Regions from separate parts of the Mus musculus genome. Here all the other regions are linked to region 3. Evidence: chromatin loops called from intact Hi-C (ENCODE). Cell type or tissue: heart. All regions are shown on one strand.

Region 1 (8,000 bases), 1.4 Mb after region 3:
AGGCAGAATAGGAATGCAAAGTCAGAGAACAGAGATTGAGACAGCCCCTCTTCCACTTGTTAGGGGTACCACACAAAGACCAAGCTGCACATTTGCTACAAATGTGGGGGACCTAGACCCAGTCCCTGCATACTTCCTATGTGGTGGCCCTGTCTCTGTGAGCCCCATGACTCCAGGTTAATTGACTTTGAAGGTCTTATGGTGTCATCCACCCCGCTCCAGCTTGCTCAGTTCTATGCCCCCACTCTTCCACAAGACTCTCCAAGCTCTGCCTGATGTTTGGTCTTGGGTCTCTGCACCTACCTCCATCTCCTGCTCGATGAGGCCTCTCAGGAATCAGTTATGCTAATTTCTTGTCTGCAAGAACAACAGAGTATCATTAATACTGTCATGGGTTAGCTCTCTCACATGGGATGGGACTCAAGTTGGTGCAGTCATTGGTTAGTTATTCCCTCAGTGTCTGCTCCATTTTTATCCCTGCTCACCTTGTAGGTAAGACAGATTTGAGGTTGAAGGCTTTGTGAGTGGTTTGAACTTGAGAATATCACCACGAGTCAGGTAACCAAGATCCAGAAAGACACATGTGGTATGTACTCATAAGTGGGCATTAGCCATAAAGTGCAGGATAACCATGTTACAGTCTACAGACCCAAATAAACTGGGTAATAAGGAGGCCCCAAAGGAGGATGCATGAATCTCTCTCATAAGGGGAAACTAAATGGCCATCAAAGATGGATGGAAAGAGGGAAATGGGTAGGAGTGAGGAGGGGAAAGGTGATAGTGATCAGGTGGTGGGGGGATATGGGTGGGAATGATAATGGACAAGGTGGGGGGCATCTCTGGGACAAGCTGGAAGTCTGGGACAGGGGAAGATTTTGGGATGGAGGAATATAAGGGGAATCTATGGGGATGAGCCTGAGATTATTACCAGAGGGAGATAATAAGAGACTGACGTGCCTAGCTCTTGTAGCCAGGCAGGACTTCCAGAGGAGGGAGGGGGCACCTGCAATACCCTCTGTGTTGTTCTTATCATTCTTACTTCCAAGCAGCCACAGAACATCCAGCCAAGCTCTCAACATTAAATGGCTTTCCTATTGCAAAGTACTAAGATTCTTCCACAGTTCTCCCCAAAACACGGTCAGGTACCAACTTGTCTTAGTGATTTTTGTTTGTTTGTTTCTTTGATTGGTTGGTTGGTTGGTTGGCTGGGTTTTTTTGTTGTTGTTGTTGTTGTTGTTGTTGTTGTTGTTATCATTGTTTCTTTTTTGATTTTTTTTTTTGGTGGTTGTTTTTGTTCATTTGTTTGCTTGCTTCGAAGAAAGACCATGACCAAAACAACAAGTTGGGGGTGGATGGGTTTATTCACCTTATACATCCATATTACTGGTCATCTTCAAAGGAAGTTAGAATGAGAACTAAAACAGGGTAAAGTCCTGGAGGCAAGAGCTGATAGAGGCCATAATAGGTGCAGCTTACTAGCTTGCTTCCCTCGTCTTGCTCAGCCTGGTGCCCAGGGTATTGGCACTAACCATAATGGACTGGGCCCTCAGTCATCAATCACTAATTAAGAAAATGTTTGCAGTTGGATCTTATGGGGACATTTCCTTATTGGAAGCTCCCTACTCTTAGATAATCTGTGTCAACTTGTGTCATGATGACAAACATCCAGCAGTAACTAGGGCTTTCCTTGAGCTCTGTGATAGCTTGCATATGCTTGGCCCAGAGAAGGGCATTATTAGTAGGTGTGGCCTTGTTGGAGTGGGTGTGTCACTGTGGGTGTGGGCTATAAGACCCTCATCCTAGCTGCCTGGAAGTTAGTATTCTCCTAGCAGCCTTCAGATGAAGATGTAGAACTTTAAGCTCCTCCTGCACCATGACTGCCTGGATGCTGCCATGTTCCCACCCTGATGATAATGGACTGAACCGCGGAACCTGTAAGGCATCTCCAATTAAATATCCTTATAAGAGTTACCTCAGCCGGGCAGTGATGGCACTCACCTTAATCCCAGCACTTGGGAGGCAGAGGCAGGTAGATTTCTGAGTTCGAGCCCAGCCTGGTCTACAGAGTGAGTTCCAGGACAGCCAGGGAAACCCTGTCTTGAAAAACCAAAAATAAATAAATAAAAAGAGTTACCTTATTCATGGTGTCTGTTCATAGCAATAAAACCCTTATTAAGACAAGCTCACTGCCACCTGACTCAGTTTCTCATATGGTGGGATTACAAATGAGTTCTAACATACCTGGCAGTTTTGATCAGTTTTGCATATTTTGAATTCCACATATTTAGGGAAATGGTATATATTCTATATCACATTTATCAACTCCTGTTCCTCATACAATGCCTGTCTGATATTCATATATTCCTGACTTTTAGAATAATGCTGTATGAGTTGTATATTTTTCTGAACTTTTCCCTTCAGCCAGCTATGTCTATTTATCCTGATTGTATATTTAACCATGTGTGTGCCCCTGAACACACACACTAAAATAAACATGGTTTTAAAATGGGCCAGTGAGGTGGCTTAGAGGATAAGAGTGCTTGCTTGTCACCAAGCCTGATGACCTGAGTTCCATCTTATTCAGAGAAAATATGAATCATGGAATCTATTTTTAGGCAAAACCTCACTCAGGTAGAGGGGACAGTGAGCAGTATGATGATAATATACTAAATTGTCAAACAGGATTTCCACAAGCATTTCCTTGAGAAGACAGTACTATGCAACAAATGTTGGCCAGCATGCAAATGGCGGCATGCGCATAAAAGACATAAATGAGTATAAAATAGTTAAGCATGGATGTAAACATAAAACAATGGAAAAGACTAAAATAACATAAAAAGAAACAAATATTATGTCTTAATGTAGAAACTATAAAGCTACATAGCGTTAAGACAAGACAGGGTTGGACTCAGGCCAAACAAACAACTAGTTAAACAAAGTGACAGTAATTTCAAAGGTAAAACGTTCCGCTGACAAACAATGTGGTACAATGGTGGTTTTGGTGGTCAACTGAAACACATCTCCCAGTTACCGGGGATAATTTATGCCTATTGCCCTGGAGTACTACTTATAGAACGTTCTTTCACACTTAAAATATGTTTGTCTGGATGAAAAATGATGTGGTTATCCTAGATTTATTCCAGGCATGCAAGGGATGGTTGTGTATCAGGAAATATCTTCACATAAATGTAGAGAGTTTGGCATCGTACTGTCAGCCCAGAATCACTGCATGCCAGTCAGCAACCTGTGGATTTTAAAGTCTTATAAGACCCTGGTTGGTTGGTTGGTTGGTTGGTTGGTTGGTTGGTTGGTTGGTTGGCTGGTTGGTTTGGTTTGGTTTGGTTTTCAGTAATCACTTCTCTTTTGCTCACCCTTGCACAGCTGAGACTTACGTTCTCTTTTCCAGGGTCCTCTTAAAAGCTTTCTGGAAGATTTAGGGAAACTGCAGAAAAAATTCTATGCCAAAGACGAACGATTGCTTTGCCCCATCAGGACCTACCTGGTTACAGCTCGTAGTGCAGCGAGTTCAGGTGCCCGTGTGCTGAAGACCCTTCGCCGATGGGGTCTAGAGATAGATGAAGCTCTTTTCCTGGCTGGAGCCCCTAAAGGTCCCATCTTAGTGAAGATTCGGCCCCACATCTTCTTCGACGACCAAATGTTCCACATTGAATCAGCACAGAAATTTGGTACCATCACGGCCCATGTGCCTTATGGCATTGCTCAAAAACGCAACTAGGGATGGGGAGGAAAAATAAACAGTCTGGTATTACAAACGGCATGTGTTTTGCATGGCTAGAGTGACTAGTTATTTCTGAGAATTTGACCACAAAACTTAGCTCCTTTGGTGTTTTTCTTTGCTTTTTGGAAAAAATTTTGAACTTTCAAGCTACAGTCAAGCATTCTACTTTTTTAAAGCTAAGGATGTTGGATATCATTGCATCTATCTATAAGTTGTAATGGGTGGCTCTTTAGACAAGTTTAGAACTTTGACACTTAAGTTGTTTCACAAGAAGCTTAATTAATTTTCAAAAAGCATTGCTCACTTTTAGTGTTAGTCAAATGAATGAATCTCTATATGCAGCATCACCTAGAAAAGGTATATTCAGGGTGGAATGAGTCTGATCAATAATACTGCTGATAACTGGGGCTGTGTCTTTTGTTATCCTTGTGTGGCAAGAATTTTACCAAGAAATGTCATTTTGTCTATAGGCATATAACCAATTCTAACACTGTCCACTTCTAAATAAATCCGCTGGGGCTTTCATGTGTACTTCCTGAACGCTAAGTCAAGTCAGCCTTAGGAGCAAAACTACAAGTCCCAGAAAGCCCCGCGCGCAGTAGCCCAGGACAGCAGGCGGCGCCCCAGAGTCCTTCGCGTGTAGGTGGCCCCATAGCACTCCGGAACCTGTGCGCTAGGCCCAGTGCACCGGGCCCGGAAGGTTATGGCAGTGGCTAGTGTGGCCGCAGCGCTCCTGGCCGCACTGGGCGGGGCGCTGTGGCTGGCGGCCCGGCGGTTCTCTGGGCCAAGAAACCAGCGGCAGCAGGGAGGCGGGGACCCGGGCCTCATGCACGGGAAGACAGTGCTGATCACCGGAGCAAACAGCGGCCTGGGCCGTGCCACCGCGGCGGAGCTGCTCCGCCTGGGGGCGCGGGTCATCATGGGATGTCGGGACCGCGCTCGAGCAGAGGAGGCGGCCGGTCAGCTCAGGCAGGAGCTCTGTCAGGCTGGGGGCGCCGGGCCCGACGGCACCGATGGCCAGCTGGTCGTTAAGGAGCTGGACCTTGCCTCGCTGCGCTCAGTGCGAGCTTTCTGCCAAGAACTGCTACAGGTGTGGGTCGAATGGAGCTCGCCACCCTCGGGGAGGGCCCTCTGAAACCTGGTGTGACCTTGAGGGTGGCCATGACCAAACCGGAAAGGCTCCTGCCTGCCTTGGACCCGGCTAGGAGGAGGGGCAGGTCTGAGAAGGAATTCCTGGGAGGTCCTAAGGAGAAGTGCATAAATAAGCCAGTGTCTGGACATTTGGTTTTGTTAGGCTAGGACAGTCACCAGCTGATCTTTGAGTTGTTTTCCCCCTGTCAGAAGTGAAATGTGTGCCAAATCTTACAGTGTCACAAGGCCTGTGAGCACCACAGGAGAAAAGCTAGCCAAAAACTTTCATTAGACCCTTCTTAAAACTTTTCTTTCTGTTTTTTTCCCCTCGTTACCTGGTTTTGTTTGTTTGTTTGTTTTTTCTTTTTTTGTTTTGTTTTGTCCTGCTGAAGTAGGAGGGGGTGTCACTTGCTGACACCCTGCATCATCCCTAAACTTGGAATCCCATTAAGTGTCTGAAAAGGGACAGGAATAAAAATAATTTAATGCTTAGCTTTATGGAAGGTTTTATACATGCCAGGGGATGTGCTAAGGACATTTTTAATATCTTTGGCTATTATCAGATCTTGTAAAGCAAGCAATAATATCTCTACTTCATGATAGGGAACTGAGGCATAGGAAGGCTAAGTGACGTGTCTGTCTTCAGAGTCCTTGCTTTAATCTCCTGTTGTGCATTCCTAGTACTTGAAGGCTGAGGTGTGTGATTTCCTTGGGTGTACAGTAAATATTCTACCGAAGTAGAAAGGCTGTGGCCAAAGTGACTTGCCACAGGTAGATCTAAAGGCAGACACAGGAGGGTGCTTGTCTCTTCTGAAATCTCTTGAATCTAAGGCAGACATTCTAAATGGCCTGTTTTTCTTTTCCGTGATGTACTTAGACCAAAAGAAATATCTGTAAGTTCATTTGTTAACATTTAGATATTTAACTCTGACAATTCTTATTAGTGGGACTGTGGCATGTTGGACACTATACTAACTTTTCCAACCTCCAAGTTAGATGGACACAGCCACCTTCATTCTTGTTCAACATAGACTTCTTTTTTTTTTTTAACTTTTCACTTGCACTGAAAACAGTAGCTAATAACTACTAATAACTGCTAAAAGCACAACTGTACAAAGAAACCATCTCATCAGAAGAGAGACCATATTGAACCACTTGGAGTAGTAGTTATTGAGATAATGAGTAGAGTGTCACTCTTTTGCTCAAACTTTAAGCCATTGTACAAGATACTCCTGTTGTGTTCTGGGACATCATGTTGCTTATTAAGAGCCAGGTAGATAGAGAAGTTGGTATTTTGTTTTGTTGTTAGCATTCCATTTGCATGTAGTAGATCAAGTAATAGTGCTTGTCTCTGGGAGATTTTTGAAAGCATAGGAAGCAAGTTTTCCTGTCTCACTAATGTGTAAATAGAATTGACCATGCTCATTTTTGATACCATTGTTGCTTTGGTGTCTTGAGGTAAAACCAATTAAAAAAAAAAAAGTATGAATACAAAGAGGTACCTAAGTAGTACTGTCCTTTTGTTGCTTGGCTCTGAGGTTCAGTGTTTATAATTAGAAGAAAAGAGAAATAGAAGTTTTAACATTCTACTGTTTGGTATTCTTGGAATTTATGGTATTTATCTCCTAGAATTTAAAAAATAGAAAATGATAAAGTCTTAAACCCAGCAAAGAATGATAGCTCAGAAATGATTAATTCTGGAACCCTTCCCAGAGGATTAGTGAAGATGAACACTCCTTTCTCGCCATATCTATGAACTCGTGCCTTCTTTTTGAAGTTGACTGTTGGAAAACATGAAGTGTTTTTCGACAGGCGAGAATGAGAAACAGTTAACCTGACAGGTAGCCTCTGGTAACAGTTGTAAAATTTAACACATTTTTCTTTCACTTACACTTGGCAAAAAAAAAAAAAAAAAAAAAAAAAAAAAAAAAAAAAGCCATTAAGAGTTGAAATTTGACCTGAAATTAATTTGATGATAGGTCATCACCACAGGTTTACACCTGGAACATGTTGTACATTTGTTTTCCTCTATCATCAGAAGATAGAGGAGCCAGGAAAGAGCTGAGGAAAAACAAATTCTATAAGGAACAAAAAGGCTCTCAGTGAGAACAGTGCAATGTAGGACTTGAATTTTGGAAGATGTGGAGGTATATGATCAAAATACTAAGCTGAGTATATACGTCTTGTAATTTGGGACCCTCTTAGGGTCCTTCCCTCTTGATCCTTAGGGAAGAAAGGACAGTTCTAGAATCACAGTGAAGGTTAATGGTGTCTGTTAATGGTCTCTTCCTGTACTATTGTGACACTTGGGTAACAGTCCCTGTTGTCAGTAATATATTTTTTAAATTAACCATTCAATGATTTTATAACTTTTCTATCTTGATTTAGTCACAATTCTCTCTAATCCAAAGTCTGTACCTATGACTTTCTCTTTGTACCAGTTTTAGGGATGTGCACTCAGTTATTCTGTCTCTGTAGTGACCTTTTACACTTAACAGAATTACAGATGAAAGCATCTTCACTTACTACTCATGGTGATACTAGTAAGGTGGGAGTCACAATATCAGCTCTCTGCTAGATATGGTCGCCCTGCTTACCCTCTCAAGCTCTGTTTTACACGTTGAAACTAGAAGGTTTAGGTTACTAATTATGAGATTAGGTTACTAATTATGAGGATGGCCTTTGGAGTCTAAGAATTTCATCTTCAGGCTGAATTTGACATGCCTCTTAGCTTGTTGACACTGAGCAGTCACCTGGGTTTACCTTGAACTTAGGATATTATTGGAAGTAGATAAGGTTATCTGAGAAAGGGACCAAGTAGGCCTTATTAGTCATGCAACATCACTATAAAGGTATATTTTTTTCATATTTTGAAAGATGTTTTTAAGGTTATCATAGGAACATATAAGTTTAATATGCTATACCAAATTTAACATAACATCAAAACTGGTATTTTTCTAGTTCATCTGAAATTAAGATAAGACATGCAATCCTAGGATTCTCTCATCCCCAAATTTGCTGTATTTGTTTTTTAAGAAAGACCTTGATAATTAACATATAGTCAACATCTGAGTGAAATGTGAACTATACATATTCATAATTACTAAGTTGCAAAGAGCATGACAGTGCT
Region 2 (8,000 bases), 390 kb before region 3:
ATTCTTTAGTTACATATAAATATATAGGTATGTTTATAACATATACCTATATATACATATACTCACATATATATTATATACATATATATGTGCATATATATGCATATATATACATACCTATACCTATATATACATGTACTTATATATGTATATACAGTCACATATACATATATGCCCATATATATATATAAATATAAAACATATGCATACATGCATAAATACATGTACGTAGACATATATATGCATGTGTATGCATATATATGTGCATACCTAAACATATATACAGATACACATGTATGCGTATACTTTTATATTACACCATATATAGTGTATACATCACATCATATATAATGTATACATCATGGATACGCACAGGGCACTGACATGGCGGGTGCCAAGCTCATATATAATGTATGTATATATGTATATATTTATACATATTTTATATATTTTAATTTCATTAATTATAAATATATATTTATAGTATATGAAACATATTTCATATATATTTATATAAAAATATTTATAAATATAAAATGTATATAAATTAAACATATAATATATTACATACTTTAATATATATCATATATAATTATATATATTGTTATATATACATTATATAAGATAATTATATCTAATATATACATAAACATAAATATATACTTAAACTATTTATGTTATTTACATTATATCTAATATATTATAGATATATATATGCAATATGTATATTAATATTGATAAATATATGATATATACATAAATTTCAATATATAAGTGAACATATGTGAATGTATGTGTAAGTTTAAGGGTTTGTATAAAAACTGATAAATATAAAAAGACAAATGTTTACCTATAAACCATACATTATAATCCATAGACATAATATAGATTCAGGAAGTGACTCCACCGTGACAGGACGTGGCCATACCATGACCAGACATGAGAATACTGGGATAGGAAGTGGCTGCACAGTGACAGGAAGTGATTATACCCTGACCGGAAGTGACCATGTTGTCACATGAAGCGACCACACCATGACCAGAAGGGACTGGAAGTGACCGTGTCGTCACAGGAAGTGGCTACAGCATGACCAGAAGTGACCGTATCATAACTGGAAGTGGCCGTAACATCAGGATTTTCTTCCTGTTTTTGTTGTTTCTCAGCGTCGGTATGGTTTTGGAGTAGGCAAACCTGCCTGAGTCGTACAGAGCATCGAGGCCGAGGCACCAGGTGTTGGGAACCGCTGTGCTGTGCAGTGGGCCTTGCTTGGACTTATCTTGTATAAAATTATTTTATTATATATTAGATATATGTTATATTATATATCATTTTTAAATATATATTTTATTATATATTACTCATGTATATATACACATTATATATTATATATTTTCTGCTATTATATTGTAATATACTGTCCTTCATGTTACATACACTACATATTATCACACGTTACAGATCACTTTTATTATATAAAAAAACTTTTTAAAAAGTATTCAGAAGTACAAACTCTGGACCGCGGACGCAGCCATCCAGAAAAATATAAATTTGAAGTTAAAATTTAAAATATTATTATTATTACTATTATTATCATTATTATTTTAAATGTGAAAAATTGTTATAAAAGCATATGTTGTACTATATATTATTATCATGTTATATATTACGTTCCTTAGTGTTATCGCATCCTTATATACTGTGTCTCGCTTGGTGTCTGCTGACCCCTAACACCCTGTTTTCCATTTTATATTCCTGCACAAACATGACCAAGAAGCACTTGGAGAAGAAAGGTTTTATTCAGCTTAGTCTTTCACATTGCTGTTCATCACCAAAGGAAGTCAGGACTGGAACTCAAGCAGGTCAGGAAGCAGGAGCTGATGCACAGGCCATGGAGGGATGTTCTTTACTGGCTTGCCTCCCCTGGCTTGCTCAGCCTGCTCTCTTATAGAAGCCAAGATTACCAGCCCAGAGATGGTCCCACCCACAAGGGGCCTTTCCCCCTTGATCACTAATTGAGAAAATGCCTTACAGCTGGATCTCATGGAGGCATTTCCTCAGCTGAAGCTCCTCTCTCTGTGACAACTCCAGCCTGTGTCAAGTTGACACACAAAACCAGCCAATACAATTGACCCCTTGTCAACTTGACACACAAACACATCCCTAGTAAGCCTCAACCCTTAGTTCTTAAAAAGTCCCACAATCTTTACATATTAAAAGTTCAATCCTCTAAAAATATCCAATATCTTTTAAAATCTAAAGTCTTTACAATTAAGTCTCTTAACTGTGGGATCCACTAAAATACTTCCTTCCCTCACATGTACACATATATAGCAGCAGCACACCGCGGTGCCTAAAACCTGTGGTCAGTTTTTTATGTTGGCAGCGCAGGGGGGCGGGAAGGGATGAAAGCAGGTGTGACACTGAGGCAGGGGGATTCCCTTGAGTAAGGACGAAGCTGAGGCAGGGGGATGACATGGTGATGTAGCCACCCTCTCAATCTGCCTGTCAATCACCAGCTCCGCCCACTCAGCTGTGCTCACCAATCAGAAAAAAAACTCAGCTGGGCGGTGGTGGCCCACGCCTTTCATCCCAGCACTTGGGAGGCAGAGGCAGGCGGAATTTCTGAGTTAAAGGCCAGCCTGGTCTACAGAGTGAGTTCTAGGACAGTAGGGCTATACAGAGAAACCCTGCCTCAAGAAAAAACAAAAACAAAAAACAAACACACACACACACACACACACACACACACTCTCTCTCTCTCTCTCTCTCTCTCTCTCTCTTTCTCACAAAAAGGGGAGCATTGCAGTGACAACCTTTCGCCACCAGGTGGCAGGCCAGAGCATCTGTCTCAGGGTTAAGCCCAGAGACACCAAGTATGGGGAAAACCAACATTATGGACTGGTGAGATGGCTCAGTGGTTAAGAGCACTGACTGCTCTTCTGAAGTCCTGAGTTCAAATCCCAGCAACCACATGGTGGCTCACAACCATCCATAAAGAGATCTGACACCCCTCTTCTGGTGCATCTGAAGACAGCTAGAGTGTAGTTAGATATAATAATAAATAAATCTTAAAAAAACCAAAATATAGAGAAATAGATAGATGGATAAATAAATAAATATTAAACATTCAAAAATTAAAAATAAAAAATAATTAGAAAAAATAACAACCCAGTCTCAAAAAAAAAAAAAAAAACAAAAAAGAAAGAAAAAAAAAGGATTTTTCTTTTGATAGGGGACTAATATCCAATATATACAAAGAGCTCAAGAAGCTAGACTCCAGAAATTCAAATAATCCCATTAAAAAATGGGGTTCAGAGCTAAACAAAGAATTCTCACCTGAGGAATATCGAATGGCTGAGAAGCACCTGAAAAGGTGTTCAACATCCTTAATCATCAGGGAAATGCAAATCAAAACAACCCTGAGATTCCACCTCACACCAGTCAGAATGGCTAAGATCAAAAATTCAGGTGACAGCAGATGCTGGCGAGGATGTGGAGAAAGAGGAACACTCCTCCATTGTTGGTGGGATTGCAAGCTTGTACAAGCACTCTGGAAGTCAGTCTGGAAGATCCTCAGAAAATTGGACATAGTACTGCCGGTAGATCCAGCAATGCCTCTCCTGGGCATATACCCAGAAGAAGTTCCAACTGGTAATAAGAACACATGCTCCACTATGTTCATAGCAGCCTTATTTATAATAGCCAGAAGCTGGAAAGAACCCAGATGTCCCTCAACAGAAGAATGGATACAGAAAATGTGGTACATGTACACAATGGAGTATTACTCAGCTATTAAAAACAATGGATTTATGAAAGTCTTGGACAAATGGATGTATCTGGAGGATATCATCCTTAGTGAGGTAACCCAATCACAAAAGAAGTCATTAGGTAGGCACTCACTGATAAGTGGATATTAGCCCAGAAACATAGAACACCCAAGATACAATTTGCAAAACACAAGAAAATCAAGCAGAGGGAAGACCAATGGGTGGATACTTCATTTCTCCTTAGATTGGGAACAAAATACTAAAAGGAGTTACAGAGACAAAGTTTGGCGCTAAGACGAAAGGATGGACCATCCAGAGACTACCCCACCTGGGGATCCATCCCACAATCAGCCACCAAACCCAAACACTATTGCACAATGCCTGATAGATTTTGCTGAAAGGACCCTGTTATAGCTGTCTTATATGAGGCTATGTCAGTGCATGGCAAATACAGAAGTGGATGCTCACAGTCATCTATAAGATGGAACACAGGGCCCCCAATGAAGAAGCTAGAGTAAGCACCCAAGGAGCTGAAGGGGTCTGCACCCCTATAGGTGGAACAACAATAGAACTAACCAGTACCCCCAGAGCTCATATCTCCAGCTGCATATGTAGCAGAAGATGGCCTAGTCGGCCATCACTGGGAAGAGAGGCCCCTTGGTATTGCAAACTTTATATACCCCAATACAGGGAAGAACCGGGAGTGGGAAGGTAGGGGAGCAGGGCAGAGGGAGGGTATAGAAAACTTTCCGGATAGCATTTGAAATGTATATAAAGAAAATATCTAATAAAAATAAATAAATTAAATAAATAAAGTCTAGTCCCATGAAAAAGAAAACAAAAACAAAAAACAAAAAACAAAAAAATCAACCCAGTCTCGAAAAAAAAAAAAAAAAGAAAAAGGGGGCGAGGCTCAGAGGACCCAAAGCCGGAACAGAACTACAACTCCCAGCATGCCTCGAGGCTGAGGCAGGGACATGCCCGCCACTGCACTGACCTGAGATGGCGGGAGAGAGACTTCCTGTCCACGGCCAGTGACTGCCTGCTTCCAATCCGCTGTCCCCGGGACAGCGGCGCTCACGGCGGCGGCGGAGAGACCCTGGCGGGCCGTTTTCGGGTGGCAGCGGCGGGAAAACAGGAGGCTCGGGTCTGTGCACGCGCTCTGCTTGAGAGTGCTGGTCTGTGGCGGGAAGTCCCGCCCACTCCGCTGTGATTGACGGCAGCAGCTTCCAATCGGGAAGCTTCCCCACTCACTGTTTCCAGGAGCAGGGAACAGCGCCAGAAGTCCCGCCCGCCCGACCGTGACTGACAGCCCCAGAGACTGAAACCGCCCCCCCCCGCCCCCCGCAGAGAGATCCGCGTCTGCAAAGACAAGGGCGGGCGGCCGTGATTTTTATATAAAATAAAAAAAGTCTCGTGTGCTTATCGTGTGGGAGCTCACGCTGTAGCCCAGGTTGACCTCGAACTCAGAGATCCACTGCCTCTGCCTCGTCCCAAGTGCTGCTGGGATGAAAAGCGTGTGCCACCCCTGCCTGGAGACCCTAAAACTCTTAAACCCCAAAAATAAAACCCTAGCATTTTAAATAAAAATACTCAAGAGCACTAAACACTACTCTTTAAAAAAGCAGCAAAACCCTGACACCCCCCAAAAAACTCTAAATGTCTGGGGCGAGGCCGGAGCGCTCAGAGGTCCTGTCACTCGATTCCCAGAGACCCCCACGCAGGCTCACACCCTGTGCAGCTATAGTGAGCTCACATAGACGCGAGATAGATGAATAAATCTTATAAAAATCACCTGAGACACACGAGAACCCGTCCTGTACTGGGGCTTCAGAAATACTGAAACAAAAGAATGCAAACGGGAAAAAGCATCCTTCTTTGCATAGGTTTAATAAATTACTAAGGGTGCCATCCTTGGGTCGCTGACATCTTGTCTTCATAGGAACTAGACTAGAAAGAAAACCACTCAATGTCTGTAGCTATTTCCCAGCCTTAATGATGTAAAATATTGTACTTCTTTATAAACAGGCTGTTGACCCTACTTTAACTCAATGGACTGCTAGAATCAAGAATTATTCTATCAGAGAGCACAGACAGATCAGACACGCTGGCTGCACAGCATATTCAGAACTTCCAAGGGATTTATTAATCAGAGCAGGGCATTGTAGGCCTTAGCCTGGCTCACAGAACCAAAAGTAGTCACCCAGCTTGTGGAACAGGACTTTGCTATACAAGTAGTCACCCCTGTTCATGTCTTTGTTCTCTATGCCCTTTGTTACCCATAGTAATCTGTGGACAGAAACTATTGAATGGAAAATTCCCAAAATAATTCATACATTTGTTCTATTTTATTTGTAGTAGTTGTGGCTGATTGCTAGTGCCTAATTTGTCAATTAAGTTTTATCATAGGTATTATATAGAGGGCACACATAATCTATCCAGTCCATGGCTGCATAAGCCATGGGTTCAGGCTTGTGCATAGAACCCCAGAGTAGGCAGTTGAGATTTACAGATATACTTAATGTTGATCAGTCTGTCCACCAGACCCAAACCAAGAAACAAGCAGATAATTCTGGCACTGGGAAATTTAGAAACATGAGGAAGGGGAGACCTTTGGATGGAGTCATTGTTAAAACTGTGAAGCCACACAGTAAGGACAGGAGCCAAGATGGATAAGCTGTAACAGCAAAGAATATGCAATAGTTAGAGTCATCCCTCTTGGGAAAATACTGTCGCTGCTCCCAAATCTGGTTTTTTAAATTTGTTTGTTTGTTTGTTTGTTTATCAAGCAATCATATGTACGTGTGTTTGTCTTTGTGTGGCTGTACACATGTGAGTGTAGGTGCATGTAGAGAGGTCAGAGATTTTCATATTCCCTGGAGATGCAGTTAAAGGTGGTTATGAACCTTGTGACATGGATTCTGGGAATCTATCTTAGATCTTCTAAAAGTTCCCTACATGTTCTTATCCTCTGAGGCATCTCTCCAGCCACACATGTATACAATACACACACACACACACACACACACACACTTAAAAATTCAATGGAAAACTTCTGATCATCCCTCTCAGCACCCCAAATCCACTTGTCTTCTGTGGTGGGTTCAATATATTTTTTCCTATCCTCAGATCATTGTTTTACTGATGGACTGACAGAGGTTCAGTTAATTTGTTCTCATCATTAAATTTGGTACATTTTGTGGCTTTTAAGGGTAATATCAGTTGAAGAATAAACCCCCCCTTTGGTCTGATAGATTGATTTAAAAACCTCTATCTTGTATCTGCCTTTCAATACCACCATCATATCTGGCATTTCATGCATTATAAAGTGTCAAATGGGTTTTAAATGCCCCCATTCCATGATGGGAGACACAAACAGAATAATTAATCACTGTGAAGAGTGTCGAAACATAAAGTAGGTTATCCAGAAATGTAGCCTCTTGAGCAAGTGCACTGTGGATATCAGTCACAGTGATGTCATCAGAACTTCAATAATGAATTGGGGAGTAATACAATTCCAACATTAACAGGGAAAAAACAAAATTGTAGAAGTTGCCAATATGGTCAAAAAGTATGAAGTGTGTGTATTTTTTCATTAATTGAAGGGACATTTATTGGGTGCTTAGTATTGATAACCTGAATGACTGACATGTGTATCATGTGATTGGAGTCCAAAGGTTGACATTGAGTGCTTGCCCCCATTGTACTGTGTTTGATTTTGTTTTGCATTTGTCTGTTTGTTTGTTTTGCTGGCTTTTGGAGGGGGGTGGGGCATGTTGTTTGCTGGAAACAGAGTCTCTCAATGACCCTGGAGTTCTCCAGATCAGTTTAACTATCCGGCCAGTGAGGTCCAGGGCTCTCCTGTCTTCACCTCCCCAGCTCTAGGATATCGATATGGGCCACCATGCCTGAGCTTTTACATGGGTGATGGAGATCTGAATCCAGGTCCCTCTGATCCTGTGCTGTGCATTTTACTGGCTGAATAGTGTGTGTGTGTGTGTGTGTGTGTGTGTGTGTGTGTGTGTGTGTGGTGTGCATGAGTGTGCGCTAATGCAGGTGACCAAATCAGAAATAGGGCAGAGGCATTGAATGTCCTGGATTTGGAGTCATTTGCAGTTGTGAGCCACAGGGCAAGCATGAGTGCTGGGATCCAAACGCAGGTCTTCCTGAAGACTCTTCTAAGACTGAGTACTCTAAACTACTGGATTCTTTCCAGCTCCCCGAGAGCTTATA
Region 3 (8,000 bases):
TCATAATCTTTCTGAGGATGAGGAAATTAAAATGAGGTCTTATTGGACTTTTGATTAGAACTATGTTAATTTACCAAGATGGGATCACTAATATGTCAATAATGAATTTTCTCATCCAGAAATATCAACTTTTAAACCATTGCTGTATCTGTTTTGTTTTCCATAAAGATTTTTAGTTTACTTCTGGTATGTTCCAAATGTTTCTTTTAGAGTTTATTCTTATTTTTATTGTCATTAGTAATAGGATTGTAAAAAGGTTTTCCAATCAACTGTCAGTTATATAAAGAAAATAGCTGTGATTTCTTACTTTATAATAATTCATTTAATTTAAATTAATGTGACATAGTGCAGCTCAAATAGTTTACAGTCATGTGCCATTTCTAGACTGAGGCTAAAAGAAAACACACTCTGAGATTCTTCCCCCGTTGGCTGGGGAGGTCCATACACTTCCTCTCTGTGTTTTAGTATAAAATGGTAAGAAATAGTATGTGCCTTGCAACTTCTACCATGAAAGTGCTGTGCTCCAAAGGCAGAACTAGAGGGTCTTGGTTATTATAGCCGAATGAATGTCTGTTTTAAAATAAAACTGTTCCATTCAACTTCTTGTCAACCTTTGACCTCAGGATCAACCAGTGGAACTCTAACAAGAAGATGCAATGGATATGTTGTTCCATTGGTTTTGTTATATTTTACTACTAGAAGGAATTTAAAAAAAAAATTCAGAGTCTAGAGAGGAAAGGCATACAAATTGATGACAAATCCAATGCTAATTCTGCAGTGTATTAAAGAAAAGATGCTATCTCTATTGCAGAAGGATTACAGATAAGATGTAGCAGCTGTCAAAATAGTCTGGGCTGGCAGTGGGAAGCTCATTTGTACTTAGTTGTCCTGTTACCTCAGTGGGACAAAGAACACAGAGAGCATCATGCTACACTGTTTGTTCTTTGTGAGCAGAAACCATTATCTTGAGAATTACAGTATTAGTTCACCTTGTCTGGAATGCCACAGAAATTACTGGATCAAATGGAACAAAAGCACACATTTCAGTATGGAAACCATTCGGTCTGGAGTGAGCATGGCTGCGTGAGTCATTGTAGTGTGACTTCACTCTCATGAATGGGGTTATGAACTCTGCCTCCTCCGCTGGGGCTCCCACCCGTCAGTATTGCCTTACATTTATTAAGGCTTGTGTAGGTTAAGATCGAACAGCACCTGTGGGTCCTGTTTCACACGTTCACACTGTACTTGTCTTTGCAGATACTAACTGCCCCGTCTTTTCCAGCTCTTCACCTGAGAGACTATGAAGACATCATTCCCTCAGTTGAGATCTACTCTCTGTTAGCACTCTGTGCGTGTGCAAGCAGAGCTTTTGGTACCTGTTCAAAAGCTTTTATTAAACTGGAATCTTTAGAGACGCTCAGTGCAGAGCAGAAGCAGCAATATGAAGACCTGGCTCTGGAAATCTTCACCAAACACACGCCAAAAGACAACAGGAAGTCTGAATTAAACAGCCTTCTTGAAGGGTAGGTGCATCATAATCAAATGCCATTCACCTGAAGCTTGGCTAGTATAAAGCACTGAATTTTTAAGGAGTTTATGTTAATATTAAAATTGATTAATATTATTATCCTACATGAGTGTAGTAAAGCTATATTCATTTAAAGAAAAGTTTTTATGAGAAAAACTTTTAAAAGTATTTTATTTGAAATTTGACTTGGAAATTTTCATTCTTGAGTATTTAGAGTAGAGTAGACAGACCAATCACGTATTTTCACGTCTAATTGTTTTCTCTCTTATTTTTACAGCGGGGAAGGCAAACTGCCGACCTGTATCGCCACTGGCAGCCCAATCATCGAGTATCAGTTCTGGGTGTGCAAAGTCTGCAAGCACTACGTCCTCGCCCAGGAGATCAGCAACTACAACTTTTGCCCTTTATGCCACAGCTCGGTAGAATAAAGGAAAGAAGACTCTCAGTTGTACAGTGCTGGAAGCACACACGCTTCTCTGCACCCGACTGTGTCGTAGAGCTTGATTTCCTAAGGATTCATAGGAAAATCACCTCATCATCTGCTAGTTGTATTTTTGTATAAAATATATATTACAAAAGAAAATAAAAGTAAAGGGAGGGCTGGCATGTGCTCAGTGGTAGCATGCGTTCCAAGCCTGCGCAGGTCCTGGGTCCACTGTCAGTACTGGAAAAAAAAGATAATCCATACATCACAGTGCAACCAAGAGACAGTTTGATTCTTTTCACATAAGATTTACAGGTGTGAACTAATTTTTTTGTAGTTCCTGTCTGTTCATTTACCATTTATATAACTTATAGTTTGTGGCAAATTACCACAGAACTAGTTCTCTCTTGCCAAGGTTACCAGTTGGTTAGAGACCCCTTGGGAGGTAGCTGGGGATGGCAGAGGGTAGGAGGGGCTGCCTTGAAGCAGAGAACAGACATGACCTGGGTTCAGGGAGGCTCAGCAGCGGCTTAGGACATGAGCTCTGTTTCTACTTAAGGTTAAATTTCTGTATGTTCATAAATGAGGAAATGGCATTTTAAGACTTTTTATTATTTGAAGTTTTAAAGACTACAAGCCTCATTCAAGAGGAAGCATTTGGTCTCTTTTCTTTGTAATAAACATGAATTAACTGATTTTGAGTAATGCTGTAGTTATCATCAAGCTTATCCCGAGCTATGCCATGGTTCAGAGTACTCTAGTGGCCTAAATGTGACCCCAGCAGCCACAGCATGCACTAATGTGGCCGGTCCCAGCATTCTGGTAAGCAGTGTACCTGCACAGGCACTGCCGACCTCTCTCATCTGCCATACACAGCTCATTATATTTTGCTGAAATGTACTTTAAGATCACTTTTCTGACCGGGCAGTGGTGGCACATGCTTTTAATCCCAGCACTTGGGAGGCAGAGGCAGGGAGATTTCTGAGTTCGAGGCCAGCCTAGTCTACAGAGTGGGTTCCAGGACAGCCAGGGCTACACAGAGAAACCGTGTCTCGAAAAAACAAAACAAATCACTTTTCTTTATTCTCAGAGCTCAGATCAAAAGTTTTTCTGAGACATTATTTGAAATAAACATGAAAACAAATTCTGAAGGGAAAAAAGGACGTTTATCCCATGTTTCCTTCCACTATAATGTAGGGAAATGTGGCATTTGCATTGTCTTCACATCCACAGACACATCCTCGGACACACACAGAGACATACACAGAATATATATCACATGGGAGAAAAAGCTAAGTCTTTTTAGGAAAATATACAGTGACTGAAGTGGCAGAGAATTGTTACCATAGAGACTACAGAAAGTTCACACTCAGAAACATGGACAAATTTGTTTCAAAGTAACAGAATATTAACTCTGTTGCCATAGCTCTAGACGCTTATTTTGGGTATCTAAAATGAAAACAGCAATATTATGTTGCCCTCTACTGTCTGCTTCTATAATTATTTTCTAAAAAAAAATTTTTTAAAGACTTCTTTATTTACTATGTATACAGCATTCTGCCTGGATATATGCGCACCACCACCGCCCGGCCATGGGCACTGTCTGTCTGTCTATCTATCATCCATCTAATCTAATCTAATCTAATCTAATCTAATCTAATCTAATCTAATCTAATCTAATCTAATCTAATCTAATCTAATCTAATCTAATCTAATCTAATCTAATTATGTATACACATGTCACAAAGATTTAAATTCTCTTAATTTCCCGCGAACGGCGTCAGGCGCTACCAGTTGTCTCGCGATACTACGGGTCTTCAAACAGGACAAACGTCCTTTTCCTTTAGCCAACGAAGTCCCGTGAGCGGTAGCTGTGGTTCCGCTTCCACCCGGGTGAGGCGGTCATGGCCTTGCGGCCAGGCCGAGAGGGCGGAGAGAGCTCGGCCGCCCTGGCCACGGCGCAGGCTCGCTTCTCCAGGGGCGAGTTTGCCGAGGCCCGGGAGCTGTACTCCGCCTTCATTGGCCAGTGCGCGCGTCACGGGAGGTAACTATCGCGAGAGCGGGCTGGGCGCGTGGGTGGTCCCCGAGCCACGCGCGGACCGCGGAGTCCTGGGCTGCCGCTTGGTTTCCCCAGAAAAGATCCCCTCCGAGCCCTGTCCTTCGGGGAGGGGACGCCTTGGTCTCCGCAGAGGCCCAGGCGGCAGGAAGCCGCTGTTCTGGGCAGGGAAGGTGGTCGTCCTCGGAACCACAGCGACGCCTTTGTGTTCCGGACGCGAAGGTTCCGGTTCAGCACCCGCTTAAGCTAAGCACAGTCGCTGCACCCAGCTGTCCCGTTAGTGTTTACCACGACGTCACAGCACACTCCTGAAGTTAAGGGTTGTTAATGTGACACCGCTAGAACATCACAAGAGTCCTTTCTGTAGAATATCAAGCCAGCGATGAAACGTTTATTGCCCAGTACAGTTCTTTGTTACTTTGATATTTGAGTTCGAGCAGCTTATCAAGATGTGCACTCTGACCCCTCTATTCCCACTACGCTTTGAGTCTTTAGAAAACGGGGTTGTATGTCGAGCCAAAATCTGATAATTATAAAAATTTTGACATTTAGGGGTCTTGGTTGCATTCTGTTTTCTGCCAGTTAAGGAATTAAAAGGCAGTAAAACTCTCAAGCCAGGCAGGTAGCAGCGGAGGAGGAGGAGGTGGTGGAGGAGGAGGAGGGTGCCACGACTAAGTACAGCTTATGAGAGAATCCGCTAATGAGGAAAGGTTTCCTAGGGGTGAGAAAACTTGAGTGGGCAAACAGATAAAACCCTCGGCAAAGCGGAAGAGGATTTCAGGAACCCGCAGATCCACTCCTTTGAGGGTTTAAGGAACTGAGGGTTGGTCAGTTTGAGCACAGAGCCCTAAGCATGTCCGATCCAGCTTTGAACTTGTGTAGTAGTAGCATAGCAGAGCCATCAGCGGGGGTGGGGTGGGGTGGGGGGCTCTATTGGTGAAAAAAAAGTAGAAAAGCCTTTTTAGGCTGCCGGGTTTTTGTTTCCGGTCAGCCGGGTCAGGAAGAAGCAGGTCAGGTTGGCAGTTCACTATATTTATTATCTAGTCTCAGCTCCTCTCTTGATACATCTGCTTATCAGGGAGTCTTACTCTTAGCCCCTCCGTATTGTTTGTCCCAATGTCTCTGTATTGGTTGTGAATTGGTCGTTAAACCGGGAGAATCGATCCAACTCTGCAGGTTCACAATTCCACTGTAATAGAGTGAAGTCTTTTACTCTTTGTGATATTCACAGCCTGGCTATCTTCTGTGCTAATGCCTGCACATGTAGCATTAGTTACTTCAAGATTTGCCTTTGTTGCGCTTATGTAATGTGTGGAGTGAACACAGAGAAACAGAGAAACTGGGAATTTCTCTCTCTCTCTCTCTCTCTCTCTCTCTCTCTCTCTCTCTCTCTCTCTTTGTGTAGCCCCAGCTGTCATGAAACTCCCTCTACATACCAGGCTGCCCTTGAATGCAGAGATCCACCTGCCTCTGCCTCCCAAGTGCTGAGATTACAAGCTGTAGTACTGGACCTGGAAGATCTTTATAGTAGACTGCAAGCTTGTCTTTGCATGAGATCTAATACAGAAGACTATTTGTTTGTAAGACTTAAATGGAATTAAGCCAGAGAGGCAAAATTGCTTTTTCATTTTAGTACTACATTATCATAAAAGTTAACAGAAATTTCTTTTTTTTTAATAAAGTGTTTTTGTCTTTGATAATCCTCACCTCCCACTACTCACCTTAATTCCTCTCGCCTCTACCCCCACTTCCCTTCCCCCCCCTTTTTTTTTTAAAGTTACCAAATCCCATGTTGTGCTGCCCCAGTTATTCATAGATATGTGGCCATACAGGAGGGTGTTTGACCTACCAGGGCCATACTTGGTTTGACATACCAAGTGCAGCACTGTGACAGCACAGTGGAGCAATGTGATACCACAGTGGAGCACAGTGACACCAACTTGGAGCATGAAACAACACAGTGGAGCACTGTGAAAACACATTAGAGCATGTGACACCACAGTTTAGCACTGTGACACCACAGTGGAGCACTGTGACACCACAGAGCAGCACTTAGACTTAAGAAAGCTAACTCTCCCTCCCTTCCTCAGATGCCCTTAACTGTTCGTAGCTCCTCTAGGATACCCACTCCCACCCAGCTCCATGGAGTGTTTACTGACTTGATCTCGTGCAGGTCCTGTGCAGGCAACCATAGCTGTGAGTTTATGAGCACAGTGCCCCTGCAATGCCCGGAAGACACTGTCTCTTGGTTTTTGCCCCAGCCCCAGGCTCTTCTCATTTCCCTGAGCCTTGGGGGTGGGAGAAGGGTGTTGATTGGCATCCTGTTTGTGGCTGATCACTCTGCTGACATTTGCTAATAGAAAATTCCACATAGATGGTCGAGTGATGTTACCATCTCTCTCTCATTTCCACCACCACTCCTGATAAAAAGGCTAGCAAACACAGGAGACTGCCTTTCTACTCTCCTTTAGGCTCTAATGGGCTTCTTTAGGAAGTTTCAGGAACAATTAGCAGTAGGTATGTGGATGGTACATGAGCTGCTGCTTCTTTCTCATTTGCGCATGTCAGCCCAGGAACCCATGTCCACCACAGCGAGGTAATCTCTGCCCTAGACTTGCAGCCTGGCTGCAAGCCCACGCTGCAGTTTCAGCATCCCTTGCATCCCTTGCACCTTTCTCTGGTAGAGTTCAAAACGTGAAGTCTACCAGTTCCACGGTTCCCCTTACACATGTCTTTGAAAGTTTCATTTTATTTTTTTAAATATTGGGTTGCTGAATAATTCTGAACAGTACTGACTGCCTTCTGGGGGCCTAATGAGTAAAGGTGCCTGCCACACAAGCCCGATGACCTCATCTCAGTCCCTGGAATGTTTGTAAAGCCGAAGGAAGCAGAGAGCCACTCCCTGACTTCTCCATGCATGTGGTAGCACCTTACACAATACAATTAATAAAAACTCAAAAAATATTATGTTTAAAAAATCAGTACTTTAACAATGAAAATCAATGGTATCAGCCTGTCTCTGTCCTTCTCTGTCTCTCTTTAAAGCTTTCTTCTAAATACTTATGAATGTTTGCATACACATCTATCTGTGACCAGATGCATACAGTGCCCACAGAGGCCAGGAGAGGGCATTAATTTCTCTGGAACTGGAGTTACACATGTCTGTGAACCACAGTGTTGATGCTAGGTATTGAACCTGGGCCCTTTGGAAGAGCAGCAAGTGCTCTTAACTGTTGAACCATCTCTGTAGCCCTTGCCTGTGTCTTTAAGATTGTAAGCAAAATGTCTACCTTCATGGAAAGTAATATTTTAGAATTTGTCTTAATGAAATCTAACATTCTAAGATTATCCAAGGATAAGACTTCATAACAAAGCTTTGAAACCTGAGGGAATGAATAATGAAAGTTTTGCTGAAGTCCTGGGGTGTGTTTCTTTCAGTCTGGGATAGCAGTTCAGCTGATGTCCTAATACCTGCTACAGCCTCCTGTTCGTGAGCCTTTAACACTGAGTTAGTGGCCTTCAGAGGTATCCTTTGTCCATCTTCCTCAGAGCTGACAAAACAAAATTTCTAAGTTACAACAGTTCCTCCCAACTATTATGACCATGTGGGTGTGGTGGTATATGCTTTGCTCCCAGCACTCAGGAGGCAGAGGCCAGCCTGCCCTACACACTGAGTCCCAGGCCAGCCAATGTTGCAGAGTGAGACCCTGTGTCAAAAAACTGGAATAGTCAAATAATGCCCCCTCCCCAATAAACTGCAAGGACCTCCATGTGCTACAATAGTCATGGTCTTTCTCTGGGTTGTCAAGGATTAATATGCCAAGAAAACCATTGATGGGTCAATTGCTGTGCCAACCTGCAACTGAGTTCCATTCCTGGAGCCCATGGAATGGTGAGAAGACAGAAATGATGTCACAGGGTTTTAACTGAACTCTGTACCCACGGTGGCATCTGTGCTCACACACATACAATAAGACAGTTTTTAAAAGATA

Evidence for each region. A loop is a pair of places that touch in the nucleus more often than their neighbours do. Peaks named below come from ENCODE experiments on the same cell type or tissue, not always from the same donor. Only the 100,000 strongest peaks of a DNase experiment are listed, where the experiment ranks them.
Region 1: it touches region 3 in a loop (9-fold over the local background); 13 of 42 quality-filtered maps call a loop at or near these places.
Region 2: a loop joins it to region 3, with 3 times the contacts of the local background. A loop is called at or near these places in 2 of 42 quality-filtered maps.

What each region holds. Positions count from the first base shown.
Region 1 is chr12:10,386,398-10,394,397 of GRCm38, forward strand. Nt5c1b (5'-nucleotidase, cytosolic IB) reads left to right here. Exons shown (of 9, transcript NM_027588.3): 9 at 3,407-3,777. The coding sequence ends at 3,736. It overlaps Rdh14 (retinol dehydrogenase 14 (all-trans and 9-cis)), which reads left to right and starts at 4,383. Exons shown (of 2, transcript NM_023697.2): 1 at 4,383-4,829. The coding sequence starts at 4,443. In heart, CTCF peaks have their summits at 4,355 (motif pointing right) and 4,562; DNase peaks (open chromatin) are centred at 4,424 and 4,894; H3K4me3 peaks cover 1,956 bases; H3K27ac peaks cover 1,514 bases.
Region 2 is chr12:8,636,078-8,644,077 of GRCm38, forward strand. No RefSeq gene overlaps it. Among named protein-coding and RNA genes, the nearest start is that of Pum2, 34 kb to the right of the region's middle. In heart, CTCF peaks have their summits at 2,824 (motif pointing right) and 4,774; DNase peaks (open chromatin) are centred at 1,024, 2,534, 2,824 and 4,984; H3K4me3 peaks cover 1,529 bases; H3K27ac peaks cover 985 bases.
Region 3 is chr12:9,026,201-9,034,200 of GRCm38, forward strand. Wdr35 (WD repeat domain 35) reads left to right here. Exons shown (of 27, transcript NM_001159527.1): 26 at 1,283-1,523; 27 at 1,806-2,647. The coding sequence ends at 1,956. Ttc32 (tetratricopeptide repeat domain 32) reads left to right here and starts at 3,797. Exons shown (of 3, transcript NM_029321.2): 1 at 3,797-3,996. The coding sequence starts at 3,857. In heart, CTCF peaks have their summits at 3,447 (motif pointing left), 4,122 and 7,113 (motif pointing right); a DNase peak (open chromatin) is centred at 3,941; H3K4me3 peaks cover 1,759 bases; H3K27ac peaks cover 1,612 bases.